2 separate regions of the Homo sapiens genome follow, and region 1 is linked to region 2. A link is a loop called in an ENCODE intact Hi-C map of the cell type or tissue named here. Cell type or tissue: heart right ventricle. All regions are shown on one strand. Each heading gives the region's core, and the rest is flanking DNA. Links, peaks and the distances in the headings are about the cores only. Region 1 holds the start of SNORA50B (small nucleolar RNA, H/ACA box 50B). Region 2 overlaps LARGE1 (LARGE xylosyl- and glucuronyltransferase 1).

Evidence for each region. Hi-C counts contacts between places; a loop is a spot of excess contacts. Peaks named below come from ENCODE experiments on the same cell type or tissue, not always from the same donor. Only the 100,000 strongest peaks of a DNase experiment are listed, where the experiment ranks them.
Region 1: a loop joins it to region 2, with 2.0 times the contacts of the local background. A loop is called at or near these places in 1 of 110 quality-filtered maps.

The regions. Positions count from the first base shown.
Region 1 is chr22:33,700,822-33,716,415 of GRCh38, forward strand. The region is part of intron 2 of LARGE1 (LARGE xylosyl- and glucuronyltransferase 1); the gene reads right to left. It overlaps SNORA50B (small nucleolar RNA, H/ACA box 50B), which reads right to left and starts at 4,099; the gene lies at 3,965-4,099. In heart right ventricle, for the core only: a CTCF peak has its summit at 5,582; no DNase peak of the experiment used is centred there.
Region 2 is chr22:33,599,717-33,615,310 of GRCh38, forward strand. It overlaps LARGE1 (LARGE xylosyl- and glucuronyltransferase 1), which reads right to left. Exons shown (of 15, transcript NM_133642.5): 5 at 4,719-4,842. Among named protein-coding and RNA genes, the nearest start is that of SNORA50B, 97 kb to the right of the region's middle. In heart right ventricle, for the core only: no CTCF peak of the experiment used is centred there; a DNase peak (open chromatin) is centred at 6,135; H3K27ac peaks cover 2,845 bases.

The DNA.
Region 1 (15,594 bases), core at 2,488-10,487, 100 kb after region 2:
AGCAATCTGCAGTAGTTTAGGTACCTTTTAAGCTTGTAGGAAAGGTTGACAAGGCATGAGAGACCTGGAGGGACAGGAGGGTGTAGCCCGAGAGTGGATTTCCACATCCGTGGTCTGAGGTGAGCAGCTGGCAGTGAGGACAAAGACGTTGACAGCAGTGTTTCTCACCCTGTAAGAGGAACATGGATTTCCTGGGATCTTGTTAAAATGCGGGCTCTGATTCATAATCTTGGGATGGGCCTGCAGTTGTGTCTTCTTGAGCAGCTCCCAGGTGATGCTGATGCTTTTTGTACCTGGATCACACTCGGAGTGGTCACGGCCTGGAGGGGAACGCAGGTGCTACAGGGAGAGTACCTGAAGATGCTTGGAAATGATGCCTTTACATTGCTGTCAGGATACATGATTGGATGGGTCCATGATGGTGTTTTCAGAAGAACGGCAACAGATGGAAAGGAAAATGGGAATTGGAGGCCAAAAGTTTTCATAAAGCAAAGGTGGAATGTGGACTTCTGCAGATGAAAAGGAGGTTGCTGGAAACAGAACAGTGCATCCACTGCAATTAGTCTCGGCAGCGCGTGACAATAAATTCCTGATAACAGTGGCTTAAACCAAAGGGACTTTTATGTCTCTCTCACATCCAGAAAGTCAGGAGGTTGGTAGTGTAGGGTGGAACGTGATTTAACAGTGCCATTGACTTCCCTGGATCCCAACATTCTGCTTTACCATCCTCAGCTCTAGGTTGAGGCCCCTCAGTGTCCAATATCATGCTAGAGCATCAACATCCTTGTTGCAGGCTGGCAGCCAAAAGTAGTGGAAGAGAAGGCCAAAAACGGGGACACATCTCAACAGCAAAAGTGATTGTAAGTGGATTCCCTGAAGTTCCATGGCCATGCCCAACTGCCACAGGGGCAGGGAGACAGTCATTTATCTGGCTGCTTTGCTCTCCTGAATGTAAGCAGAAGTCTGTTCCTAAGCAGAAAAGGGACAATGGATATAGGGAAGCAACATGGCAGTCCTTGCTGCAAGTGGAATCCATGGTGACAGCTCAAAAGGGGAGGGCACAATGAAGTAATCAGATTCTTAGGGGATATTTGAGTGTCGGCCTCTTGTGCTCATGGGTGTCTGAATCTACTTGTGTCTTGCGATTTTGCTAGTTCATTAGTGTGAGTGTTCCTCTCCTCTGTCATAAAAACCTGTCCCAATCCTTCTCATCTGCAAGAGCCGGCTCCACTGCCATCTCCTCCAATAACTGTGGCTGCATTTCACAGAGTTGTTCCAAAAAGTCAAGGTAAAGCACTAGGAACAATGCTTGGCACATATTATGTGCTGGGAACATAATAACCGCTTAATAAATGCTAGATATGAATTACATGCACTAAGACCTTGCATGGGTGCAGACACATAGTAGGCATTCAATATGCATTTGCTGAATGTAATCTGCAGCTTCTGGACTGACCTCTGCGCCTTAATTTTTTCCTGGGGCTCATGTGTCCACCACACCTACCATTCTCCAAGGCCCAGCCAAAAGCCAGAATCTAGCCCCCAGTAGGGACATTATTTAGATAAAACAACATTTTTCCACAGCCATCCTAGTTTTCAGGGCCTTGCCGAGAAATAGAAAAGAAAAGCAATATAAATGTTAATAGGAAATTGTCTATTCACTTTTACTTAGGCTAATCTACAGCAGACCAACAAAGAGGGAATTAGACAGTCGAAGGGACAGGAAAACACGGGACCTTGACAAGCTGAAGCCCAATGGACTGCAGTTTCTAGGAGGAAATGTAATTCCAGGCCAACAAGGAAGGCTACGTGGAAATCAGGACAAAGGGCTTCTCCTTGGGATGCCTCTATGGTGTGAGATAAGGTTCCTGCTGTGGTCCCTGTTATCCTGGGCATCCATCAAATTACAGCAGCTCCTGTCCCCAAGGACTACAGAGGCAAGAAAAATAAACCTATAACTACAATACAGTGTGAGGTAAATGTTACTAGATGTGTAGGCTCAAGATATTAGATAAGCAAGGAAGAGGGGCAGATTGCCAGAACAATGGAGCAGGAGAAAGATTAGGTACAAAGTTGTCTTCTTGTAGAGCAGAAGACCCTGAGACGGGGTTCTAAAGGGTGACTAGGAGTTACCCTGGCAAAGAAGGCAGGAAAAGGTGTTCCAGGAAGTGCAAACACCAGGTACAAAGACTAGAGTGCATGAGTTCATGTCCTTTGCAGGGACATTGATGAAGCTGAAAACCATCAACCTCAACAAACTAACACAGGAAAAGAAAACCAAACATCGCATGTTCTCACTCATAAATGGGAGTTGAACAATGAGAACACATGGACACAAGGAGGGGAACATCACACACCAGGGCCTATCAGAGGGGTGGAGGAAAAGCGGAGGGAGAGCATTAAGACAAATACCTAATGCATGTGGGGCTTAAAACCCAGATGACAGGCTGACAGGTGCAGCAAACCACTGTGGCACATGTATACCTATGCAACAAACCTGCATGTTTAGGACATGTATCCCAGAGCCTAAAGTGAAAAAAAAAAAAAAAATAAAATAAAAAAAGACTAGAGAGACACATCATGATAGACTAAATAATGCCCCCCAAAGATTACCTCCTGATAATTCCTGAAATTTGTGAGTATCACGTTACATAACAAAAAAGGACTTTGTAGGTATGATTAAAGACCTAGAGGTGGAAGATGATCCCAGATTATCCTGCTGGGCCTGATATAATTACAAAGGTCCTTATAAGAGAGATGCAGGAAGAGTCGGCGTCGGAGGGAATGTTGGTGTGATAATGGAGGCAGAAAGTGGTGTGATTCATTTTGTGGATGGAGGATGGGACCACAAGCCAAGGGATGCAGGTGGCTGCTAGAAGCTGAAAAGGGCAAGGGGATGGGATTCTCCCTCAGAGCTTCCAGAAGAAAACAGCCCTGTGAACACCCTGACTTTAGTCCAGTGAGACTGATTTTGGACTTCTGACCTTCAGAACGATAAAAGAGTAAATCTGTATTATTTTAAGCCACTAAGTTTATGGTGATTTGATACAGTAGCAACAGAAAACTAACATATATGTGTTAAGGTGTGTCTTCCAGAATGTTAAGGAAGAACATCAGAAAAATGAATTAGAGGAGGCAGGCTCAGGCCAAGTCATGGGAGGATCTGTGCACCAGCCTGAGTTTAAGTTTTATCCTCAATGTGGAGCTTCCACTAAAGCGTCTTAGCAGAGGGATACTAAAGCGCTGAATTGTCATATTTCTAGATCTTAAATCTTAGGAATGACCACATGTCTAATTATCCATTTTATTGACTCATTTCTTTTATTATAGACTGTAATTACTGTATAAAACAAAGTAATGATGTATACTGTATAAAACAAAGGAATATGGAAGGCTATTTTATGCCTCCAAATCCCACTCTAATGTTCTTGAAGATGCATACATGTATCTGCAGGGCTGTGACCCAGTACAAGCACGGGTGTGCAGACAGGGGAACTTACTGGAAATTGGGGATTTCTCCCCAGAATCCTGGCCTGATGATTGCTGTATGGCTACAAAGACCTCGTTCAAATGTCCCACCCTGCCCCAACTCCAGGAACGGGACAGGCAACCCATGCTCACCGAGTGCTCTCTTAGGGCCAGAAGCTTTGTGAACATTCCATCATTGAGCTCTCCATGATCCTTCTGGGCAGTACCCTCATCTGCCGGGAGCCTCTCGCAACTGAGCCTGATTCCCTGAGCACTACTGTTGCAAGGCACGACACTCATCAGTGAGGCCTGGAAAAGATGATAATCCACCTACACATGGTCCCTACCTACCTCCGCCCAATCTCTGTCTACACACAGAAAAGCACTGAAGGGTAAAATTCCAGCCGGCCTCCTCCTTCTCACTTACTCCTGATACACCAACCTTTATGCACTCACACACCCCTTGTCAGGGCCCCCGCCAGCTATGTCCTTGGCCGAATGTTGCTTGCTGCCAAAGGAATCACTTAGGTGGCCTCTAAGCAGCCCCGGATCTGACAAGCTGGGTCTGCTCTAGCACTGCTGCTAGACCCCTGAGGCCACAGCCAGACACGCAGAGGCTCTAAAGCAGTGCTCTGCCTGTTGCCAGAGCAGAGGACCCACACTAAGGAGGACCCAGGCACAAGAAACCTGAGCTCAAATCCTCACTGAGACATTTCACGGCTGTAAAACCTTGGCCAAGTCACTGTCCTTCCATCAAAACAGTAGGGTGTGGCCATCACCAACACTTGCCACCATGGTGCACCCCATAAATTAGAAAGCTACACGTCTCATGCGTCTGACAGGTCCCACAGCCACAAAGGGCTCTGTGGTGGAAACACACACAATACAGCACAACACAACACACACCTGGCAACACTGGGCACTGCTGAAGCCTCAATTTTGAGCTGTTTTCAACAGCGTTGTCATGAACAGATTCTTGCAGAGTCTGTTCCACCCCCTTCCATCTTTTCTTTTAGAGTCTATATTTGGAGACAGTATTTCCCTGAAAATAAAAGCATTGAGTTGAAGGGTCTATCATGGAGTTAAAGGATACGCACAATTTATGGTTCTTGTGATGACCTGGCTCTCTCCAGGAAGAGCGATGTTGATCCCACCAGTAAGTCAGATAAGACAGCACTGCTCACGTCTCTACTTCATTCCAGCATGGAACTAAGCACTTCAGTTATTCTTTTCCAATACCACACAATGCTCAGCCCCATTTCACTGATGAGGAAAGTGAAGTTATGGAAAGCAAAGCGACTTGTCCAAGGCAATGCAGTTATTTTGAGACAGAGCTGGGAGAAGAATTTAAGTCCCTAGAATCTTCCAACTCCATTGTATCTGCTGAATTATTCAGGTCTTTGAGTTATCCCACACTATTTCCACAGCTTTCATTTATTACAGATAACCACAGGCCAGATTCTAGACTGGCTACTTTATTATATACACTACCGTGTTCATCCAAGTCAATAAGGCAATAAACATGATAATGTTTTCGATGATGATAATAGCACCTACCTACTACTGAATGTTTAATACGTGCAGGCATTGTGTAAGGCACTTGCATTACTTTAACTCTAAAAATCTATGAGTTACCATTAACATGCCCAGTTTATAGATGAAAGAATTGGAGCTCGGAAAAGAAACATCACCCAAGAGTCCCACAGATGATAAATGGAAAACACATCCATCAATAAATGGATTTGAACACAGGGCTGGCTCCTAACAGTTAACTGCCCCGGTGGGCGACAAGAAAGAAGGTTTCTAAAGATGACAGTGAGAAAAATCAGCATTCCATGTTGGTTTGTCTTCCCTGCAATGTGCTGGCTGTGTGTCGTTTGATCAGTGCTGAGTTTATTTCAACCCCATCAGACTGGCTGCATACAAATGCATGTCTTTCTCTTCTGGGAGCTGCTTCCCATTATAGCAAACATGGATCACACGGCTCAGCCCACACCCCCACACAAGCCTCCAGGGTACCGCCTCCAATGGCCAAGAGGGACCTCGTCAGGGCCTGAGAACAGAGGGAAAGCTCCCTCTCATGGCACCATCTGCACTGCAGAGGAGGAAACAGGAAGGGGGAGCTCCTAGAAAGCAGCAAGAGTATCCTGGTATAAGGGGTGAGCTTCAAGGCTAGGAAAGAAGCCACAGGTTCAAGTCCCAACTCGGCCCATAACTCAATGTGTTACCTGGGGTAAGTCAGTCTTGGTCACAGGACAACTAATAAAATTATTAAACAAGTAACTTGATGTAATTTCAGATTCTCCTTCTGGAAGGGGATGGAAGAGGTTCTAGTAAAAATCAACTAAATCGCTTTAAAGAAAGGAAATGATTCAGCAAATCCAGACAGAAGATACCTGGGCCTCAGATCATTTGCATAGCTAACCTACCTTCTTAGAAGTTCTTTTCGTCAAAAGACAGAGACACATAAATCCCTGTGAATTGGCCCTTTTCTGCCCTCAGGCAGGTACAATCTCAAATTCTTCCTAATCCATGACATCTCAGATCCTGAAACCACTGCAGAATGAAACAGCCCTATGGACACCCTGACTTTAGTCCAGTGAGACTGATTTTGGACTTCTGACCTCCAGAACTATAAAAAAGTAAATCTGTATTATTTTAAGCCACTAAGTGTATGGTGATTTGATATAGTAGCAACAGAAAACTAACATATATGTGTTAAGGTGTGTCTTCCAGAATGTCACCAGAAAGCAGCCTGAAAAAGCAACCATCACCCCATCATCCAGTAAGAATTCTGTCATCTTCAGTAGATCCAGAACTGGCACGCGAGACCAATTCTAGCTGAATAATATCATGGCTACTAAAGATGTGGGAGGGAATGGGGAAAACATGCTGGCTTCCCTCTCTCACTGCCCTGACACTAGATGCATCTGTCAGGTGAGAAAGGGAGAGCTCCCGGGGCCACACCTGCCCCCTGGCACAAGCAGGCCCATCATTTTACTGTGAGTCCATTAGTAAAATACAGGGAGTATCCAGGTGAATGGGAAAAACATTCAACCTCCCTATAACAAAATTTATAAAATCAATGTTAGCTTGCCAGGGATCCTCTTTGACTGTAACTTAGAAAGTCTCAAGGTGTTAACAGCTGGAAGTGGTTATTAGGTTCCTAAAATCCTATAGATGGGGTTTGTGGCTATATTTCTGATGCAAAACAACCAAGACTGTCCAAGCACACACGCATCATGCTCCCTCCTTTCTCCAACTGCTCTGGCTTTGCAGCCAATCTTACTCCCTGGTCTCAGTTCTTTGGAATCAAGGGAACTTTCTAAAATATCAAGCTGCTTTAGAAAAGTGTCAATTTGTAAATTCTCCATTTGGCCCTGTCTACCTGCAAAGATACAGATAAGTCCGGGGGAAGCAAAAGAAGAGGATTTTGTGTCTCTTTTTAGTTTCCAGATGGAGCTGCCTCCCACAGTCGACCCACACACCCAAGTGGCTGATGTCACTGTTATGATTTTAGTAGCACTGTGAGGGCCCTGGGGGCGAGAACCCCCATAAAAATCAACAATATCAAGCACATCTGAGAAAGCCAGAGAGAAACTAGGGAACCAGAGTGTGCTTAGCTCTGGAAGTGTCTGCAGAATTGCCAAGCAGAGACCCAGGATATGGACATCTGTGCACACACACAGGATGGAACGAGCCAGGGCCTTAGAGAGGATGACACTTGACCAGGCTGACGATGTCCAAGCTGCTGAGAAGGATCCAGTCCCAAATATCACCCAGAAGGACCCTTAGGGAAAATTCCCTTGGCCACTGTGTAGAATGTCAGGCTCAGGACTAAGAAAGCACCTATCCCAGAGGAGAAAAGAGTGTTTTCAACCAAGCTTGGCACTGTCGTGAGTCCAGCCTCCACGGACTGAATAGAAGTTAGGAGTTGCTGATATGGAGCTGCTATTGGAGGGAGGGAGGGAGGGAAAGAGAAAAGAAAAATCTAAGGGATATGACAGTGCACTGGGCACTGAGGCTGTCTATGGGGAAAAGACGCTCTGGAAGGGGGTTGTGGTGGCCAATGCGTAGACAGAGACCCTCATACCCAGCCCAGCCAGAAGCCCTCCTGAGTGCCCCTCGCCATAACACAGACATTACATGCCTGCCTGAGGCATTTCATACCTTCAGGTGATTGTCCTCATACTATGTTGCTAGGGCGGCCCTAACAGAATACCAGACTATGGGGCTGAAACAACAGGAACTCATTCTCTTAGAGTTCTGGAGGTTGGAAGTCTGATATCAAAGTGTTGGCAGGGTTTGTTTCTTCTTTTTTGTGTGTAGGAGACAGAGTCTCGCTCTGTCGCCCAGGCTGGAGTACAGTGGTGCTATCTCGGCTCACTGCAACCTCTGCCTCCCGCGTTCAAGCGATTCTCCTGCCGCAGCCTCCTGAGTAGGTGGGATTGCAGGCATGTGCTACCACACCAAGCTAATGTTTGTATTTTTAGTAAAGTCGGGGTTTCACGATGTCGGTCAGGCTGGTCTCGAACTCCTGACCTCGTGATCCGCCCGCCTTGGCCTCCCAAAGTGCTGGGATTACAGGCGCGAGCCATCACCCCCAGCCCAGAGTTAGTTTCTTCTGCGGCCTCTCCTTGGCCTGCAGCTGGCCATCTTCTGCTAGTGTCTTCATGGGGTCTTTCCTCTGTATCTGTGTCCTAATCTCTTCTTCTTATAGGGACACCAGTCGGATAGGACTAGGGCCTACCATAATGACCTCATTTTACTTTAATCACCTCTGTAAAGACCCCATCCCCAGTCACATTCCTGGGTATCAGGGGTTAAGGCTTCAACACAACTTCGGACATGGAGGGGCGCAATTCAGCCAATCACAGTCATTACCACTTTTATACCACTGAGCAAAATGAGACACACAGGAAGTAAGTGATTCTCAGAAGCCACCCCGCTCATCTGCAGCAGAGCCAGGTTTAAAATCCAGACCTCCAAGACCCTGAAAACACGATCCCACCACGCCACGAAGGTGCCTAGACCTGTGAGGTTGCTGGCGTCAGGCCCTGTTTTACAAATAAGAGAGCCAAAGCTGAGGAAGGTGAAGGAACTTACCAGAGGGTCATGGATCTAAAAAGAGTGGCACTGGGACTCATATCTAGGGTCTATCTAGCTTTACCCCTACTAGTCATTTGCATTGAATGCACGCCAAGACTGCACTTGGATTTAAACTCATCCTTGGTGAGGCAGTAGCGCGCTTCCTTCATAACTCATTCTCCTCTATTCAGGGTGGTCCAGGTGGCGTGGTTGTTTAGAGGTACCTACTCTCCATTTTAATTCTTTAATTCTTTTTTTTTTTTTTTGAGACGGAGTCTTGCTCTGTCACCCAGGCTGGAGTGCAGTGGCGCGATCTCAGCTCACTGCAAGCTCCACCTCCCGGGTTCACACCATTCTCCTGCCTCAGCCTCCCGAGTAGCTGGGATTACAGGCATGCGCCACCAAGCCCAGCTAATTTTTATATTTTTTGTACAGACGGGGGTTTTGCCATGTTAGCCAGGCTGGTCTCAAACTCCTGACCTCAGGTGATCTGCCCGCCTCGGCCTCTCAAAGTGCTGGGATTACAGGCGTGAGCCACCACGCTCAGCTGGCCAATGCTACTTTGATGTACTTTCCTCTCTCATCAGACCTTTGCTAGGCAGAAAAAAAAAAAAAAAAAAAAAGGAAAACTTCATCATCACCGTATAATTCCACTGTCCCTGTTGTCTATGTTCCCACTTGGAAAATGCTACTGCCGTTCAACAAATGTCTGTTTGAGTAGCTATACGAGCAAAGAACTACCCTGGGCACTTTCCAAAGAAGCAGAAGACAATAGCTCATGACAGCAAGGCAGTTACAAGCAATTCAAGGAGATTGAAAAAAAAAAACAAAACTTAAGAATGCAGAATAATGTAATACAAATTGTATTCGGTGTTAAGCCTTTGAGGAATAAGCAGTCTGGGGAAAGGTTTTAAAGACTAACGTCTTCTCAGAAGAGACTGAACCAGTGAATCAAAGAATCAAATTAAAAATGAAAACTGGAAGAATTGGCCCCAGAAAATGGCTAGGTCATGGTCTAATGCATGATCATGGTGATGAACCAGCCAGGGAGCTGAACAAGTTAGGAAGACAGTGGCAAGGAAGGCTCAGAAGCCATACTGTGTGTCAAGGGGAAAGGAACAACTCGTCCCTGGCTGGCTGAAGAAAGGAGAATGGAAATGACAGCAGCAGGTGCAGAGAGTTCCTGGGGGACCACAAAAGGTTCTTTTAATCAGAGGCATTTAGACTGGACACAATGGGCACAAGGCACTCATTTGATTTTTCTGAGCAGAGGAATAGAATGATGCAAATTCCTAAGGAATTCATAACATTCCAACAGCTCTGCTGTCATTTGAGTAGAATAAATCAAGATCACCACAATGGCAGGTACATCGATCCAAGTGTAACGGAGTCGTCCTACACATTAGAGAAGGAAATGGCAAAATTCTTTAAAACCAGGGGCACATTTCAATGGGAAGTCATTACTTTGAAAAAGGGGCATTAGAGTACACGATAAATGCTGTATGATGTTTTTTCTCAAAAGACCAGTTAAAACTTAGAAATTTCCAAAGCAACAAATGACACAGCTGCAGAAGACCTTTGGTAGTAAACTGTCCCAAATCTTTACGTAAGAAATCATTCGCTCATCATTTATTGTGCCCCTACTGTGTACGAGGCACTGTGCTGGATATAGATCCCAAGCAAGCAAGAGAGGGCCAAGTGTTATAGGAGCAGTTGTAGGGTGACAAACACCGAGCTCCAGCTTAATCCCACAGAGGTACAGCAGTTTCCCCAGGTGAACAAGGTGAAGCAAGGCAGGAGAGAGAAGAGCCCTGCTAAGGGAGCTATGCAAGAGCAAGGGGTGGCCACCAGGCTCCCATGTTTTGTAACCTGCTGGAGCGAAGCGTCCAGGGGGTCTGCAGCAGGATAGGAGACAGGGAAGAACTGAGATCCGAAGGTTAGAATGGATTGGTCTCTTTCAAGGGTTCTAACCCCTGTGTTAAAATCCTCTGCTATACTACGCCTCAATTTAGAATTCTTCACACTTTCGTTCAAATGTGTCCTAAAATATTGAATAGACCATGGGTCTGAAGGATACCCTGGAAACCAGGAATGAGGCCGACCTCCTTACTGGAGAGAAGTTAGGTGAGCTGCCCACAGCTGACCGATACATAGGATGCTGTACAGGAAAACTGCCTGCTACCTATGGCCAAATGATATGAGCAGAAACACCTCTGAGACCAGACTAAAAGGAAAGAGCACAGAGAAGGGAAAAGGTAAGAATATGAGTTTGTTTGTGTTTGTTTTAGAGTTGGGGTCTCACTTTATCACCCAGGCTGGAGTGCAATGGTGTGATCATAGCTCACTGCAGCCTCAAACTTCTGGACTCCAGCAGTCCTCCTTCCTCAGCCTCTCAGGTAGCTGAGACTACAAGTGAGCACCACTATGCTTGGCTAATTTTTATTTTTATTGTTTTATTTTTTTTGCAGAGACAGGGTCTTGCTATGTTGCGTAGGTCACTCTTGAACTCCCGGCCTCAAGTAGTCCTCTTGCATCAGCCTCCCAAAGTGTTGGGACTGTAGGCGTGAGCCACCGTGCCTGACCTAGAAATACGGGTTTTAAACAGACATTATCTTCTCCAGATTTCAGAAAATAAAGGTAAGAGCTAACGTGTGCTGCATATTGAGTGGTGTGCCATTTTATAAAGGCAGAAGTCCAGAAAAGTGGAGTAACTTGTCCCAACCAAACCACCCAACAAGTAGAGCTAATGCCAAGATTCAACCCCAGGAAGTTTGAGTCTGGAGAGCATTAACCACTACCACTATCCCATTTGGCACAACCCTGGAACCCTGGGGATGGGGGAAAAAAAAAGGGCAAATCCTACCCGGACAGGGAAGCTGGAGCCTGGATTGCAGGCCTAACACTGGAAATGAATGGCCTTGAGCTAGTAAAGATGCCAGCCTCAGTGGGAGAAATGGCCCTGCACTGAGCATCTAAACAGCCTTCAGGCAGGCACGAGAAGACGGATCACAGGCTCGAAGGCTTCTAGAGGAGACCAGCACAAGAGGGGCATGTTCACTGAGGCCATGAACCCACTGGCTATGAGGTGGGTCCAGCCATGGGGTAACTAGGTGAGTCACACAGTCCACTCCATCATCAATGGAAATTCATCAGGAAACCCCTCCTTGACTCTGAGTGGTCAAGAGACGAAAGAAATGGGTAGAGAAGTGGAGGAAACAAACAGTAATTAGAGTCACAGAAATTGAGGGGTGAGGGGTACAGTGTGTGTGTGTGTGTGTGTGTGTGTGTGTGTGTGTGTGTGTGTGTGTCTGCATGTGGGTAGCATGAAAAGCTGAGGCCAGCAAGAAAAGCCACTAACCTACTAGTCTCTAAAAAAGAAAGCAGAGGCAACAACACAGGGAAGAAAGCTTGACCCCCAGCATTCTTCAACAGCCTCAACCAGAGTGAAATTTAAATTATGTTTCCATGGTGCGGACTCTGTGCCTTAGGAATTTGCTCTGCATAATCTTTGTACTCACAGAAGGTATATGGTAAGTATTTGTCAACGGTGAGGACGACAGCTACACTTTTAAAGGTACCTAAATTGCCTACCCTGTGGCTAATCTGTTGTGTGTTTGTTCTGAAAAATTGCCCCTTTATGGGACCTCTCCATCTTGAGAGCAAAATCCCATCACTGAAGGGCTGAGATGTGCTAAGAAGCAGCTCAGTGCTTCATTTCATATCTATTTTCTTATAATTAATCAGTTTTATTTTAAAAAGAGTAGGGGGATAGATATATCTACAGATGAGGGAAAATAGATTCAGCTTAGAGAAGGATTATGCATAATAGTCCCAGAAGGTTTGGCTGTTCAGATGATCATTAAAGGAATGGATAGAGTTGGTTTCAAAAAAAAGTCCCAGCTCCCCCAGGATCAGATAAAGAAAAATGAGAGGGCTGTTTCCACTCCCTTCTGGAACCACATTAAAATGTATCCCTAAACAGCCTTTCGCTAGGAATCCCCCCTGCTATTCCACTAGTACATAAATGCAGAGAACCACATCTGGCTACTGGGAAGCACATCAATCACAGCTCAGGATTCATTCATTCCGCGGTCGCTGGTGGTTTATTTGAAACACACAAGCCAGCACACACAGCTGGACACAGCAAACCAGGTTGGCACTCTTAATTACCTAATTGGTGGTTCTGTTGTAGGCTCTTTTTTTTTTCAGGTTAAACTTTCTTAATGCATAAATGATCGATCCATGTATTTGTTTACTCTTCTTCCTTGATATTCAGCATTTTAAAATGAGTGCCCAGGGCTGGGCACAGTGGCTTCCATGTGTAATCACAGCACCTTGGGTGTCCAAGGTGAGAGGATCACTTGACCCCAGGAGTTCAAGACCAGCGTGGGCAACATGGCGAGACACCGTGCCTACAAAAAATTTAATATTAGCCAGCTATGGTGGCATGTGCCTGTGTTCCCAGCTATTTAGGAGGCTGAGGTGAGAGGATTACTTGAGTTTGGGAGGTTGAGGCTGCAGTGAGCCAGGATGGTGCTGCTGCACTCCAGCCTGGGTGACAGCAAGACCCTGTCTCAAAGAAAAAGTAAATAACGTAACATAACGTAACATAACATAACATAACATAACATAACATAACATAACATAACATAACATAAAACAAAATGAGTACCCAGTGGTCAATAATGAAAGCAGAATCATCCTGGAAACTGGTCCATGCAGACTGACTCCTGCCCTCCTACCAAGTTGGCTACTACAGCTGAAGTGCCCACTCTCCTACCACTGTGGTGACCAGCAGGCCAGAAATGTTGCCCCTCTTCCATCACACACATGATCATGTAATTCCAAAGAAATGAGAAAAGCTGGTCTTGGCCTGGAAAAATGAGGAGCCCCTCGTTCAGAGAACAGCCTCACATTCAAGAGCATGGCAATAAAAAACTCCAGCTCTAGAGGCAGATAAGGCTGGTTCAACCCTCGGCTTCTCTGGCTGTGTACCATGGAGACGTTCCTTACCCTCACTAAGCCTGAGGCCTCATCTGTAAACTGGGGGACATAATTACACTCACTTAGTAGAATTAGATGACCAAAGTCAAAAATGAGATAAAAGACAACACATAATCTGTTGGGGACAATGACAAATAATAACTGCTTTAATCATATAAATGCCAAATTAAGAACTGTAATATAAATTTACCTTGATAACAAATCAATTGAAGGAAGGAAAAACAAAAGAAATTGGCAGGATAATCTTCACTGCTCAGGTAAAACTGACTGTGGCATGGTCCTATGTTGCTACTCAACTTGTTCTCACTCAGGCCTGTGGCCTCCCTTGGCCCAACTGGCCTCAGGTACTTGCGTGAAAGAACAGCAACCACACGCAGGTCTCTGACCCATTCAAACCCCACTCTGCTCCATGTACCCTAAATTCCAATCTACGCCATCTCAGGTTATGGAAAGATGGCAGGTGATTACCTCGTGTGTAATGAACATAGGACACATTCCTCACCCGCTTCAGATTGTCCTCTGAAATTCAAAGGCAGTCCCCTCTCATATCCTTTGGAGGCATGCTGCCAGAAGGACTTGTTGGCAAGAGGTGGAAAGAAATCAGGAAGGAGAAGAGACTATTTAAGAAGCAGGACTATCTGAACTCCATGCTCAATTGATGGAGGCTTCACTTCCACCATCTTTGGGCTCCTACCTTTGCATGAGAAGCTTGGGCTAGAAAGAATCAGAATTAGGGTCGTTCCTTCAAAATCTTCACTTTACACAATCAAAAATGGATGTCCAGAGAAAATTAAGTAGTTGTATGAGATCACCCAGTTAAGTTACTGGCTAGGTCAGGCCTACAACCCAGAGTTACCTGCCTATCACCACAGGCGTTTCTCATGTCTTAACATCACTCATGAATCTCTTTTGACCACCAATAGGGTGGTCTTTTTCCAAGCTCACTGAGTCCTCCCATACTTCTTAGAGGTACAACAGATCCATGTCGTCCTGCTTCTTTGAATTAATGTTCCTAAGGGCAGGCTGGTAACTGGATACTGGGTAACGCCTGGGTGACTTTCTCAAAGTGGTCTTCCTAGCTGGCTGCACTCTCATCCCCCCACTGCATATGCAGCTATCCTTTTAAACTGCAAAACAAACATTCTTCCATAGCCCCATCCCCTAGTACTGTCTACAGCAGTGGCTCCTAAACTTTATCCAGCATCAGGGTCCTCTGGAGGGCTGGGTTAAATGTAGGATCGCCAGGCCCTAACCCCCAGAGCATCTGCCTCTGAAATAGAGTCCAAGCATTTGTATTTCAAACAAGTTCCCAGTTCAGAAATTCTCTTCCCCTAGCTCCCCAAACAACACATGGCAAGGACTGGAAAGCAGATGAGCCCCCAGTTGCAACTGCAGTGGCATCGCACAGGCTAGGCTAAAGTTGTCACGCTCACAGGATCACAGACATCATTGAGCAAAGGGCCTCCATGGAAACGCGGCAGATCCCAGCTGACAACGGCTTTCCTTTCACTGTTCTGAAACCAGCACTAAGAAATTTCTCTAAAGAGTTACAAACCATCCACAAGTTTATTTAATTTTGAGTTAATTCCCCATTACTAACTACTAATTCCGAATTCATGTTTCCCTCCCAATACATTGTCCCAGTTCCTTGCACAATGTACACTCCAATTTCCATCTCACCCCATATACTTAAGTATGATCAACACAGGTCACAGGTACCTCTTACTTTGGGAAACAGTGATAAGCCTTCAAATCTGTTCCCATAAAATGACTCCTATATCCTCAGGTTGATGAATTTAGGAAATTAAAATACAGGATGGCCGTTAGATTTGAATTTATGATAATAAATTTTTTGCATAAACATATGCCCTGCAATATTTAGGATATATTTATACTAAAAAAATTGGCCATTGTTTATGTGAAATTCCAATTTAACAGAGGGAATTACATTTTCATATGGCAACTCTACTTCATCTGTGCATTTGTTCAGAAATTTTTTTGTTTGCTTTTGTTTTCTTTGTTGTTGTTGCTGTT
Region 2 (15,594 bases), core at 2,780-10,779:
TTTCTGAGAAATGCCATTTCCAACAGCTGTACAAAGTGATTTCTTGGAGCTGTATCAAGGGAGGCCGTCACGGGTGTCTGCTGAGGGTACCATCTGACATGCTTCCTGAATGCAACTGTGGAACACGGCGCAAGTCCATTTCTCTCCTGTTCTTCCTCCTTCCCTAAGGTCGTCTACTGGATGGTGTTTTAATGTGTTTCCTTCCTAGCATACCTGTCATGGAAAGACACTCACTCACCTGTCCCAGAGCTGCTCTTAGGAGGTGGGCTGGTGCAAATGTTGCTGCCTTATCTATGCGACTTCAGGGTGGCTGGTGGGCAAACTCCTGGCTACCCACACAAGCCTCTGGGACACAAATAGGCATTAGGAATGTGGTGACCCTGGGCTCTACAGTGATAAAGAAACGTGAATTCCTGGGCCTGACCGTGATAAAGAAACTCTGCCATCGGTTTTATTATTCTTAGGGACCCAGCTCTAAATTCATTGTGTATCAGTCATTCAGTAAACATCTTTATAAGCCAGTCATTTAGCAAGCATCTTTATGAGTTTTAGCACACATCTATAAAGCTTCTTTTAAAAATGTTTAGCAAACATCTTTAAAAGCCTCACGTCAGGCCTTTGGGATACAAAGGTGGTGAAAAACAGACGTGATCCTGGTTTGGGAGCTTACGGTATAGGAGATAGACATCTATTAGCTCATCACACAAAAGCATGAAAGAATACCCTCTGTGTTGAGTTTACTGAAGAAATGTATGTGATTCTAGGAGAACATGTAACAAAGCAACCCCTATGAAATGATAAAGACAGGGAAAGTTTCCCTGAGTACACGTAACTTTAGCAAAAGAACTTGTTATTCATTAGCAATGGGGGAAAGGAAGGAGGTTGGGCAACAGTTTAATAAATAGAACGCTCTGGTGGGAAAGAAGGAGCAAAATGAATCTGCAGGACTGGAGAGTGAGGAAGGACGCAAGTGGTGCAAGAACAACTTGGAAGGAGGCAGGAGCCAGCGTCCGCAGAGAGATGTGACTCGGTTAAGAACTGTGGCCTCAGCCGGGGGCAGTGGCTCATGCCCGTAATCCCAGCACTTTGGGAGACTGAGGTAGGCAGATCACCTGAGGTAGATGGATCACTTGAGGTCAGGCGTTCGAGACCAACCTGGCCAACTTGGTGAAACCCCGTCTTTAATAAAAATATAAAAATTAGCTGGGCCTGGTAGTGCACGCCTATGGTCCCAGCTACTCTACTCAGGAGGCCGAGGCAGAAGAATCACTTGAACCCAGGAGGTGGAGGTTGCAATGAGCCGAGATCACGCCACTGCACTCCAGCCTGGGCGACAGAGCAAGACTCTGTCTGCAAAACAAACAAACAAACAAAAACTGTGGCCTCTAGCTCAGAGCAGTAGGAAACCAGAAAAGGTTTTACCCAGAGGAAAAGAGTGGCATGACTGCGCTTGTTTTTGGAAAGCTGACTTTTGCTACTGAGAGAAAAGATATGGGGGAGGAGAGGTGAGCAGTGGAAGGAAGAGACTAGTGTGAAAAACACTTGCCATTGTGCTGGGGAAAGATCACAAAGCATGGACTAGGTAGGTGTAGGGGAGGTGGAGCCACGCTAGGGTGTGATGTGGTTAGACCCAGGGCAAGAGAAAGGGACAAAGATGAGCTCTCAGTTCCAGAACAGCAACTAAGCAGATGGTGATGCCACTACAGAGGGGCTGTCAGGCTGGTGGAGTAGGCAGATCATGGCTTTGGGGTTGTTGATCCGGGTTATGTATAAACTAAAACATAGACAGACTAATAGATCATGGAGTCAGACAGGCCTGGGTTTTCATCCTGGCTTTGTCATGAACCACAGTTACTAGTATTATGAAAAAATTACGTTTTATAAATACTTTCATACTGTTGTACTGGATTCTGACAACACTCTCATGGGATTCAGGAATGTGAGAGAGACAGGTGGTTAATTGGTAGGGGAATAAAAAGCAGGTGTCAGGAAACTTTGATGAAGTCTTCGATAGTAGACATCGGGTTAGAGGACAGGACTCTAGAGACAATATTCTTTTGAACGTATCAGATTGTATTTTCTAAATTATTATTTTTTAAGCCATGAAGTATTTATTTCGGATGTATATATATATAAAGCCAGCACGTAAAATAATAGACAGTTGGTCTCCCTGGATTAAAGTAGGCCTGACAGAGTCAGAGCATCAGTGTTTCCTCCCCTTCTCCCCTTTCATCCGAGACCTCATGGAAGGGGCTTCCAGGAGGGAATTCCAGTCCATGGTACCTTACTCCTTCAACTTCTTAGCTGTTGATGGACTTCACAACCGGCCACACCACCCGAGTGCATTTTAAGTCATTCTGGCCTTGGCTACAAGTGGAATGAAGCATTTTTAAGAAGCTGTCATGTCGTGTACACTGACCCATCTTATTTCACCCCTTCCTTTGTGGCTGACTCAGTCCCAAGCCATCTGAGAGCTGAGAGAACCAAGGTTCAAAACCAGTTAGAGAATTCTTCGGCGGTAAACCAGGATTTGAAATTAGTTTTTTCCCAATCACTTTGTATTTTCTTTTTCTTTTTTCCGTTTTTTTTTCTTTTTTGAGGAAAAAAAATGATACAATCATTTAGCCATGATCTTACCACTGTGATTGTACCACATCATAATGCATACCACTACAATTGTACCACATGCCAGCTCTATCACCCAGGCTGGCATACAGTGGTACGATCATAGCTCACTGCAGTCTTGAACTCCTGGGCTCAAGTGATCTTCCTTTTTCAGCCTCCAGAGTAGCTGGGACTACAGGTGCAGTCACCACATCCAGCTAGTTTTTTGTAGAGACACGCATCTCACTATGTTTCCCAGGCTGGTCTCGAACTCCTGGGATCAAGTGATCCCCCTGCCCTCAGCCTCCAGAGCAGCTTAGACTGACTACAGGTGTGTGCCGTCACACTTGGCTAATTTTTAAAATTTTTTTGTAGAGGTGGGGGTCTCACTATGTTTCCCAGGCTGGTCTCAAACTCCTGGGCTCAAGTGATCCTCCCCACCTCAGCCTCCTAAAGTGCTGGGATTACAGGCATGAGCCACTACGCCCAGCACACTTCGGTGTCTTCTTACAAAGTAAAGGGTGCAGGCTCACAGGGGACATGGCACTGGACTCCTACCCAAAGAAAGGTAAATGGTGAACACAGCGGCAGAGGCATCCTTCGGAACCAGCTGCTGCTCCTCCTCCCATGTTGCTTTTCCCCCATGGTGTTGGCGCTAAGACCCTGGGAGACAGAGTGGCTTGCTTTCACCTTAATTAGCGCAGCAATTTGCTAAATTTTGTTTTTCCCTTTTTAAGAGTGTTAATCAATTTTAGGCTCAGAATAGATTGGGAATGGCACGCAAATTACCAAGACAATCCCCAAATGCTAAATTCTGAACATCTCCATCAACCTCAGAGCCTGAAATATGTGAAAATCAGAAACTCTGGCTGGCATGTCAGTGATCTATTAAAAATGCTATGGCTCTAAAATGAAAAGATAATGGCTTTATGAGGTTTGGAACAAGCAATTTGCCAGAGTCAGCCTCATGCTTAGGTGTTGAGTCCTTCCCAAGGTGATCAGAGACAGAGCATCAGTGCATTTCTGCAAAGTTACATGTTCCTCTAATCACAGCAATTTGTTAAATCCACAAGCATTAGTGGGTACCTACTATGCACCAGAAATATAGAAAAGAATAAGATGCGGCTCCTCTCCTCCTACCCCATTAAGAAAGGTTCAGTAGACAGACAAGTGAACAAAAAATGTCTTCCTCTTTCCTGTGGAAGTCAGGCTGTTTCTTAAGAGGAGTTGGCACTGCAGCTGAGTCCTGAAGTACGAACAGGAGTTGTGGCAAGATAGGTGGGAAGGAAATATCAGATGGAAGGAACAGAATAAGCAAAGACTCAAACACAGAAGAGGGGGCAAAGGGAACCAGAGGTGTGCTCTGCTACTTAGAGTTAAAGGAATAGCGAAGGTTTACGGGAATGCCAGTGACAAGACTGGAAGTAGAATCAAGAGCCAGAATATACAGGACTTCTTAATCGGGCTGTGGGTCTCAACACGATGCAAGCAAAATGGCACCACAAAAAAATTGTAAGGGGAAGAGATGACCAAAAAGGTTTCATTTGGTTGAAACCCCTCCAGCCTGACATAACCTTTAATATTTATTCAGCAGTGTCTTTTTAAAGCACATTCAAATATATTCTCTCATTTGAGCCTCTTAATTATCCCCATGAGTTTGGTATTTCATCCACCTTTTCTACTGATGAGAAAACAGGTCCAGCAGAGATGCGTGGTTTACTTTGTGTCTTTTGATCAGTAAGTGACAACAGGCAAATTTAAACCCCAGCCCATGGGGGTCTGAGTTCAGCCTTTACTTCACTGGGTAATGGAACTCTCTAGATGACAGCTACCATAGACCACTTTCAGATTATACACCAGGCCAATGCTCTCCAGCGTCTCCAGAAAGCCTTGGTGGTCAAAACTCACAGACCAAAGTGGATTTTGTGCACTCAAAGGGGTTACTTTAATACTTCGATAATAAAATCAGATTCTGCTGGCAAACAACTTCCTTACGCCCTACACATTTTCAGTTAGGAGCTGAGATTTCTGGCATTGCTACAGTCTGCTCAACCACAAGTAATAACGCTTCCAGCTAGAGGAGATCACGGAAGTGCCTCCCCTCCTGCCCATACCTTGAGCTCGTCTGCATTGTAGAAGTCCACACGCACAGCGGGCACCATCCAGGTCTGGAAGAGCGTGGCCAGGATCTGCTCCGCAATGGAGTCAGCAATAAGGTGGAAGTGCAGAGGGTTCCGTCTGTGGGGAGTGTGAGAAGGAAGGGTCAGGTGGAGAGGTACGGCTCTTTGAATTACAGCTGCAAAAACACACTCTTCACAGTTCCTACGGTGGGGCACGTTTCTAACGGCAATTGTGAAAGTAAATCTGGAATGTTACGAAAACAGTGCTCACTGGTGAGGCTGCAGGAGCTGAAAAGGAGAGAAGTCATCTCACCCAACCTCTGTGACTCAGAGAAGTGACAACCAACCACCAATCACTACTGACACCCAATTCAGGCCAAACGCCATACCTGTTATTAGGATTCATTTTTTTCTGAAAGCCGTAAGTAGAGCATGTGTTAACAATTTGGTCAACCTTTATATCTGACTTATCAGCCTTAACGCAGAAACACAACAATGTAGTGTAAGTTTTTTAGACTGGCTGCAGGCGGCTGGCAAGAGACTTCTCCAATAGCACAGTGTAAGTTCTGTCTTCTGCTTGTTCCTCTCCAAAAGAAAACCAGGCTTTAAGATGGAGTCATCGGGAGCTCCCATCACCCAGTAACAGCCTGTCCTCACTTTTAATATTTCTATAGCTTTTGTTCATCTGAAATAGACCACTTCCAGGTTGTATACTAAGCCAATGGCCTCCAGCCTCTACTGAAAGCTTTGGTGGCCAGAACTCAGACCAAAGTGGATTCTGTGCCAACCAAGCGGTTACTTTAATACTTTTGATAATAAAATCAGATTCTGGTGGCAAACAACTTCATTATGCCCTGAACACTTTCAGTTAGGAGCTGAGATGTCTGATGTTGCTTTTACTGAGGCAGCACCCGAAATACCAAGGAGCATTACGCAAGGGCAAAACTTCCGGAGTTAAATGGAAACAGGTTCCAAACCCAGGTCTGAAATGTATGAGTGGGAATCTTGAGCATGTCACTTACCCCTCTGCACTGCTATTTCTACATTCTGGAAAATGTGGAGAAAGACCTTCTCATCAGGCTGCTGTGTTGATTAAATAAAATAAGAAGTGCAAAATACGGCACATCAAAAATAAACATGGGATAATAATCAATAGCAGATGCGCCCTACTGGCTAGATACAAAGCAATACGTCAGTCAAGAACTACTAGCATAAATACTATTGTGCTACTACAAATAATGACATAAAGCGTAATGCCATGAATGAGTACCTACTAGAAATAAAGCACTGTGGGAAATACAAAGATGAGAATGACCCGGCCCGCTGACCTCAAAGAGCTCATACTGCTCAGAGACAGACGAGCGCAGTTAAATATAAGCACGGGGCGGAATGTGATAAGGACTACAAAAGAACACAAAGTTCCACGGGAGTAAGAGCAGCAGCCAATTCTGACAGGGTCAGAAGGACGTGTAAGAGGAGAGGGAAGCTGTGCCCTAAAGGGAAATGCAGGACTTTGACAAGAGAAGAAGGCAGAGGGGATGCAATCTGAGGAGAGCAACAGACAAAGGCTGGGCCCAGGGTGTATTAGGAGTGGGGGCCGGGGGCGGAGGGGCTTAGTAGGGCTCCAGGGTTGGAGCAGAGAAGGACATGAGAATGCAATGAAAGTTTAATTAAAACAGTTTGGACAGGGCACGGCGGCTCACGCCTGTAATCCCAGCACTTTGGGAGGCCAAGGTGGGTAGATAATGAGATCAGGAGATCGAGACCATCCTGGGTAACACAGTGAAACCCCATCTCTACTAAAAACACAAAAAATTAGCCTGGTGTGGTGGCACATGCCTGTAGTCCCAGCTACTTGGGAGGCTGAGGCAGGAAAATTGCTTGAATCTGGGTGGTGGAGGTTGCAGTGAGCCGAGATTGCACGACTGCACTCCAGCCTGGGTGATGGAGCGAGACCCCATCACAAAATAAATAAATAAAATAAAATGAAATAAAATAAAATAAAATAAAAATTAACAGACTAGACTTCAGGGAGGTGTGGGGGGCAGGATGACTGGCCTTTTAGCTCTCGGCCGTCGGCATGGTCACTCCCCACACCTGTCCTATGTTCCAGACATACAGACCATCTCTCAGTTTCCCGCCCCCTACCCCGTGCTCTCTCTCCACCCTGGGCCTTATCATATTTAGCTTGCTCTGCAGGCATCTGTCCCGCAGTTGCTCATTCAATAAATCCTCACTGAGTACACCCTATTTGTCAGGGGATGAGCTGGATGCTGGGGACACAGTGGTGAGTCAGACATACCCACACTGCCCCTGCTGTCATGGAGCTCACAGTCTTGCCCACCCTGCACCTCCACATTCAGCACTTGGTTATCTCTTAGTCTGCCTTAGGACCGCCATCATTTGCTCCTAGGATCCTTTCCTGACTACCCACATCTAGGTCAGGGGTCCTTCCTAACTGTTATCCCAGCCATACGTACCGGCCTACTCATCCTTATGTAGTGGTTGCCTGTCTACTTGTCTACACCCCCCATGTGAGCTCAGCAAGCTCAAGGATCACATCAGATACATTCAAATAGACAGGCCCATGATCTACAGCACAGTGCCTAGAAGAGAGTAGGAGTTGAATCAATGAACTGAATGGATAGATGGGAGATGAGGGGAACAGATGTAGACATGTCATTTAGGAGATCATTAGACTTGGTGGATGTGAAATGAGAATCCGATTAAGACAGTGTTGGCCAGGTGCCGTGGCTCATACCCGTAATCCTAGCACTTTGGGAGGCCGAGGTGGGCGGATCACCTGAGGTCACGAGTTTGAGTCCAGCCTGACCAACATGGCGAAACCCTGTCTCTACTAAAAATACAAAATTAGCCAGGCGTGGTGGCAGATGCCTGTAATTCCAGCTACTTGGGAGGTTGAGGCAGGAGCAGCACTTGAACCTGGGAGGCAGAGGTTGCTGTGAGCCAAGATCGTGCCATTGCACTCCAGCCTGGGCAACAAGAGCAAAACTGCATCTCAAAAAAAAAAAAAAAAAAAAAAAGTGTCTATCCCAGGAAGAGCAACAAGGAAGCTGGATCTAGAGGATTTCAGGAGAACAGATATTAGATATGAGAAAAAAAAGAGGGAGGAGCAGAAGGCAACACTGGGGTTCCTGGGTCAGCGGCAATGGCTCCAGGACAGGGAATACAATGAGAAAGGCACCTTGGAGGAGGACAGTGAGTCTGGGATTGGGCAACCAAGCTGAAGTCAGGGGTGGCAAAGCCAGTGCTGCTGCTGAATGGGTGGGTCTAGACCTGAAGAAAGAAATTTCTCAAGGCCAACCTGCCATACATGTAACAGGTGCCTAAGGGTAATAAACTGAATAAACGAATCAAAAAGCAGTCAGCACTGCAGAATTTCCCCATGGGACCCACTGCCTTTTAAAGACTGCAACTTTCCCATAAAATTATCTATGCTCACCATGCTCAGGGGAAAGGGGCATATTTTCCCTACAGCTTCCCTAAATGCCCTATAAGAAGCTGCCACTGGGCCTTGGTGATGCTTGGTGGCATGAAGGGACAATGCTGTGTTTGCCCACTGGCCAGTGGCTTACCTGAGGGCCAAGTCAGAGGCAGCAGGACAAAGTCACCAGGGAGACAGACGGTCCATTTGGCCCTCAGTGTTTCCACGACTGTCTCCCAAGGCCACAGTTGCCATAATGGATTCTTATTAACGGAGAATGGATAAAGGTAAGCCTATATCATGGTCAAGTTGCATGTTCATCTACAGTAGAGGGGCAGCTTAATTTTAGCCATGGGGTGACAATAATAAATGGACCAAGCTTCTTATATTTGCTCTAATGCATCATACTTTCCATATTTCTGTATCTTTGCTTGTGCTGTTCCCTCTCCATGGAATGCCCTTCCCTGCTTGGAAGCCCCATGAATTCCTGTTCATTCTTCAAAATTCCCTTTGTAAGTCATCTCCTCCTGGAAATCTTCTTTGAGCACTTCCTCGTGTCTTTCTTCTGCTAACTCTGCACCTTGTGTGAAAAGCTCATCCGCCATCTGTAGCAAGGCATTGTGATACGTATTTAAACTGCTGGCTCCTTGTCCCTACTGTGAGACCACAGACGACAGAAACCATCTTTTCATCCCCATCCACAGTATCCAGCAAAGAACCTGGTGAATCATGGGTCCTGAATAGATATTCCTGTAACAACAACAAAAAGCCAATGCCCCTCCTTGTATTATCACTGTAACCACCAGCATAGGAGGGCAGAAACAGTTGATGGCACACTTTGTATCAAGAGTTCGGAGTTTGGACTATGTTCCAGAATGCCTGGCTTGGCATCCCGGCTGCAGTACCTACTGAGTGACTGTAAGCAAGTCACTTCATCTCTCAAGGCCTAATTTTCTCATCTCCAAAGCAGGAAAGAGATAATGGGAAGCAAGGAATATTATACTGGATAATTGTGAGGATAAAATAACATAATAAACATAAAGTGCTTAGTAAAGTACTACCTGATATATGGTAAGATTTCAATACAGGTTATCTATTACCAATATTAACTTATGATACTGCTTTTTTTCTCTACTACTTTTGCATCGCGTTTTTGATGAAGTATTTTCAATTAGTTCTTCCAAGCACAGACAAAAAACGGGCTGAATGAATATCTAACAAAGAGCTATTAAGCAATAACTACATATAAGTTACAACAGGGATACAGGTGATGAATGAGCTACGAGTGTTCTCTACAGGCAGCTTACGATCTTGGAGAGTCAGAGGAAGACAGAATACAAAAAACTCCACAAACGTCAGAACATGGATGCGCCGCTGTGCTGGGCTGCCACCCACAACAGCTGAGCTTGGGAATGGCCCACTTCCCAGGGAGCCTTCCACATAAACCAACAGGTAATATGCAGGACACTCTCAGAGTTAGATTGAAAACAACCTGCACAACCATATATGACGACTCTACAAGGAGGAGCACAAAAGCTACATGGTGGTGAGGGTGAAAGAGATGACATTTTGGTAGTGAAGAATCTGGGAGGTTTCCATGAACTATGTGGCAATTAAATGGGAGCTCTAAATGGGCAGAGGAGGAGAAAGGGAGGCATTCAGCAGGGAAGTGCAGTTGACCGTTGAGTAACATGGGGTTGAACTGTATGGGTCCACTGACATATGGATTTTTTTCAACAAAATCTGGAATGGGAAACCCAGCTATACTGAGGGCTGATTTTTCCCACAGGCTGTGATACAGTTTGGATATTTTTCCCCATCCAAATCTTATGTTGAAACGTAATCCCCAATTTTGGAGGTGAGGCCTGATGGTTAGTGTTTGGGTCATGGGGGCGGATCCCTCATGGCTTGGTGCTGTCCTCATGATGTGAATTTTCTCAAGATCTGGTTGTTTAAAAAAAGAGAAACTCTTTTTTTAAGAAGTTTTTTTTAAGAGTTTTTAAGAGTTTAAGAAAAAAAGAGTTTCTCTTTTTTTAAACACTTTCTCTTGCTCCCACTCTCCTCTTGCATGTGATGTACCTGTTCCTGCTTCACCTTCTGCCATAAGTAAACACTCCTTGAGGTGTCCCTAGAAGCCAAGCAGATGCTGGTGCCATGCTTGTACAGCCTGCAGAATCATGAGCCAATTAAACCATTTTTCTTTATAAATTATCCAGTCATAGGTGTTTATAGCAAGGCAAGAACAGCCTAACACAGAAAAATTGGTACCAGGAGTGAGATACTACTATAAACATATATGAAAATATGGAGGCAACTTTGGAGCTGGGTAACATACAGGGGCTAAGAGTTTGGAGGGCTCAGAAGAAGATGGGAAAGTCTGGAACTTCTTATAGACTGGTTTAATGGTTGTGACCAAAATGCAGATAGTGATAAGGACACTGAAGTCCAGTCTGACAAGTTCTCAGATGCGAATGAGGAACTTATTGGGAACTTGATTAAAGGTCACCCTTGATGTGCCTTAGCAAAGAATGTGACTGTATTGAGTCCATGCCCTAGAGATCTGTGGAAGTTTTAACTTAAGAGTGACAACCTAGGGTATCTGCCAGAGGACATTTCTAAGCAGCAAAGTGTCCAGATGGAGGAGCAAAGCAATGATCTAAAAGTTGGAACTTAAAGAGGGAAGCAGGGTGTAAAAATTTGGAAATTTCGTAGCCTAACCATGTGGAAAAGAAAGAAAAGGCTTTATAGGGTGGTGGTGGGTGGTGGGGGAGAAGAACCCACAACTTGCTAGAGATATTAGCATAACTAAAAAGGGGCCAGGTACGACAGCCAAGACAATGGGAAAAAGGCCCTGAAGGCATTTCAGAAGTCTTCCAGGCTGCCCCTCCCATTACAGGCCCAGAGGCCTAGGAAGAAAGAATGGTTTCCTGGGCCAGGGCCAGGACACCATTGCCCTGCACCACCCCAAAAGGCTGCTCTTTGCATTGTGGCCTCTCCAGTTCCAGCCTCAGCCCAAAGGGCCCAAGATACATCTCAGGCTGCAGCTTCAGAGAGTGCAAGCTATAAACCTTGGCAACTTCCATGGGGTGTTAAGCCTGTCAGGACGGAGAGTGCAAGAGTGAAGGAGGCTTGACAGCCTCTACCAGATTTCAGAGAATGTATAAGAAAGCCTGGGTGCCCATGCAGAAGCCTGCTACAGGGGCAGAGCCCACCAGAGATGTTCTATTAGGGCAGTGCTTAGGTTATATGTGGGGTTGGAGACCCCACACAAAGTCCCCTCTGGGACACTGCCTAGCAGAGCTGTGGGAAGGGGGCCACTATCGTCCACATTCTAGAATGGTAGATCCACTGGCGATGTGCACCTTTGTGCTTGGAAAAGCAACAGACACTCAACTCCAACCCATGAGAGCAGCTGCAGGGGCTGTACACTGCAAAGCCACAGGAGTGTTCCTGCCCAAGGCTTTGGGAGCCTGCCCATTGCACCAGTGTGCCCTAGGTATGGGACATGGAGTCAAGAATTATTTTGGAGCTTTAAGACTTAATGACTGCCCTGCTGGGTTGCAGACTTGTGTGGGGGCCTGTAGCACCTTTCTTTTGGCCAGTTTCTCCTTTTGGGAATAAGAGTGTTGACCTCATGCCTGTACCACCATTGCATCTTGGAAGTAAATACTGCGTTTTGATTTTACAGGCTCACAGGTAGAAGGAACTCATCTTCAGATGGGACTTTGAACTTGGGACTTCTGAGTTAAAAATGGAATGAGTTAAGACTTTGGGAGGCTAGTGAGAAACAATGATTGTAGTTTGAAATGTGAGGAGGACATGACATTTCGGGGGCCAGGAGAGGAATGATATAGTTTGGATATTTTTCCCCCACTCAAATCTCATGTTGAAAGGTAATCCCCAGCGTTGAAGGTGGAGCCTGGTGGAAGATGTCTGGGTTATGGGGGTGGATCCCTAATGGCTTGGTGCTGTCCTCACAATACTGAGTGAGTTCTCATGTGAGCTGGCTGTTTAAAGATTGTGGCACCTCCCACCCTCTCTCTTGCTCCTACTTTCACCATGTGATGTGCCTGCTCCTTTTTTGCCCTTCTGACATAAGTAAATGCTCCCTGAGGCCTCCCCAGAGGCCGAGCAGATGCTGGCACCATGCTTGTGCAGCCTGCAGAACTGTGAGCCAATTAAATCTCTTTTCTTTCTAAATTGCCCAGTCTTAAGTTTCCCCCCACCCACCCCCAGTGAAAGAGTTTCGCTCTTATTGCCCAGGCTAGAGTGCAGTGGCATGGTCTTGGCTCACTGCAACCTCCACCTCCCGGGTTCAAGCTATTCTCCTGCCTCAGCCTCCCATGTAGCTGGGAATACAGACACCCACCACCATGCCCGGCTAATTTTTGTATTTTTAGTAGAGATGGGGTTTCACCACATTGGCCAGGCTGGTCTTGAACTCTTGACCTCAAGATCTGCCTGCCTTGGCCTCCCAAAGTGCTGGGATTACAGGCATGAGCCACAGCACCCAGCCTCAGTTGTTTCTTTATAGCAACACAAGAACAGTCTAACAGGGATAGGTGACATAGGGCTAACTACAGGACTTGAATATGTGCAGATTCTGGATATGTGGGTTGCCTGGAACCAATCCCCTCTATATACCAAGGGACAACTCTGATAGAGTAAGAAAGGAACAAAGGTGGTAAAGTACAGAGCAGGTCTGTGAAAGAACAATAGTCATATTTGGGTGGATCATACAACAACATTTACTGCACACCTACTTAATGCCAGAAATAGGGAGGATAAAAAGAAAAAAAGAGAGACCACGTCTACAGGACAGACTGGGCTAGAATGTGTGAGTTCCTAGGAACTGCAAACTTCATTCTCTAAGAGAAACAGCCAGACAAGGTTTGGAGGCTCAGCAGGCAGCAAATAGAAGTTATAATTCTGGGAAGTTTTAACCTGGTTACAGAGCAGAAGGTGGACCAGTGTGGGGTAAGAGGAGCAAGCCCTTAAAGAAAGATGCTACAAACATTAGGATGGGGCTTCCTCCTTCAATCTTCTTCTGCCTCTGGTCTATTTAAAGCTTCTGTCCAGAAGGCAGAGTAAATCCAGAAAGAAACCTCACCCTCACCTTTATGGCAATACTAGGTGTCTGCATTGTCAAAGGGAATAGTGGGTTTCATTAGCTTGCCTGAGAATATACAAATGCTTAATCAGAAAACACATGAGCCCCTCAGCCCAGGTGACAACCAAGACCTTGGCAGTTTGCTGATATTGTCTCAGCAATCAAAGGCGGGCTAACTATCAGCAGCTTGTGTCTGACTCCTATCAGACAGCATGCTTGAGGGGTTCCATTAATGTTCCACTTTGGGTACCATCATAAGAATTTGGGCCCAGACTGCAGTTCCTGATAGTGGCCTTTTCCTTTTAGGCTCACCAAACCATGGCACAAGCACATGAAAATACTGCCCAGACCACCTTTCTTGGAGCTTCTGTGTAAGCCGAAATAGTTCCCCTGAGCTTTAACCTGTAAATCTGACTGTCAACCAGATGGCCCCACTTTCACATCCCACAGGTCCCTGGGAATCAAGAAGCACCCAATTACAATTCTACTACACACAAGTTTCTTCTATTTTTGGAAACAGAGTTTTCACTCTTTTTGCCCAGGCTGGAGTGCAATGGCGCGATCTTGGCTCACCACAACCTCCGCCTCCTGGGTTCAGGAGATTCTCCTGCCTCAGCCTCCTGAGTAGCTGGGATTACAGACATGTGCCATCACGCCCGGCTACTACACACCAAGTTTCTAATGATTTGTGGAGTGTTTGTCTGGGACCTGTCTCTTCTTTAGAATTTAAGCTCCTTGGGGACAGAGACTGGGTCTTGCATTCACTGCTGCATCCTAGCTCCCAGAGCACCACCTGACACAGTAAGGAGGGGCTTTTGTTTATTCTGCAGGACTGCATGGATGAGTGGCTTCCTCAATTTCCAAAACAGAAATCAGTTTTCCCTCTCCTGGCCCCTTACACAGGTTTCCCCTTGAATTTCCTGCCTGCGTTAAAGGTGCCTCATTCACCCAGCCTCATAAGCTAGAAATGGGGGTATGCCCTGGGCCCCCCACCCAGCTGTATGCCACACACTCAATCAACCTCAAGTCCTGAAAGGCAGCTTAGCTTAATGGTTAGGAGCTGGGTCTTGAAAGCAAAACTGCCTGTTTTTTTTTTCTTAACGTGGTTCTGTCATGAACAAATGTTGAACCTTGGGAAAGCTTCTTCACCTCTGAGTCTCAGTTTCCAAATCTTCAAAATGGGCTTGATCACAATAGCTCCTACCTTACAGTTATTGTCAGATCGATTGAGCTAAAACATATGCAGCACTTACAACAAGGACTGGCAGGAAGTGAGGACTTAGTAAATGTTAGCCTCATTATCCTATCCAACCTTGGGGACATCTCATGAAAATATTCACTCTTTTTTCTCATGAATATATTCACTGTTTTTCTGACTCTCTAACTCACTCTGATATATCCTCTAGCCCCTAAGCCATACACTTGCTCTAATGTAATCACACAGCCCCTTGCTCACTGTACAATATATAAGCCCCAGCCTCTCGCATGGAGCAAAAAAGACCTTCAACGATCTCACCCTATCTGTCCCTCAAAGCTCATATCTTCACACCCCTTCCTTAAACCCTGCACTCCAGCCATTTCTCCCTCAGTTCTGCCTGTGACCAGCTCCTGCTCCTCCTGCAGGAATAAAGTCAACAGCCACATTCCCGGGGAAACCTTCCACAGTCACCCCATCCAACGCAGCCCCATCTCCCCCATCACTCTCCATCCCACTGTCCTGTCAGATTTCTTCCTAGCATTTATTATCACTGGAAATCTCCATGTTAACCTCCAAGACTACCTCCTACCCTCCATGAGACTGTCAGCTGTGGAGGATAGCGCTTCTCCAGCTTCACAAAGTACCTCCTCTCTTGTTTACTCTCTACAACCCCAGCGCTTAGAGAGCATCTAGCTGGTCTCGGGTGCAGTTCCAGGGTTGAGCATGCTCTCCTGGCAGGCTTGTGCCCATGCTGTCGCCTTTTCCTGGACCATCTACGCTTCACCCCGCTAACTGCGTCTGGCCTTCTGTTCTCAAGTTAGACACCACAGTTCTGAGGAGGCCATTCCACGGTGTCAGACGCCCTTCTTAGTGGCTCCAGCTGAGTCTGTGCTCAAACCTTAGTTCAGATCTTTGAAATAATCGACTATTTACTTCTTCTTTGTTCCCTGCTAGATGGAATCTTAGCATGGATGCTTTATTTTGTTAAGAATCTTATACCTAGATTTTTTTTTTTACAGCCCCTTACAGGTAGAAATACTCAGTGATTGTTTAAGGAAAGAATGAATAAATGAACACATGAATAATTACCAAAAAGATCCAAATGCCCTCAGTTTGA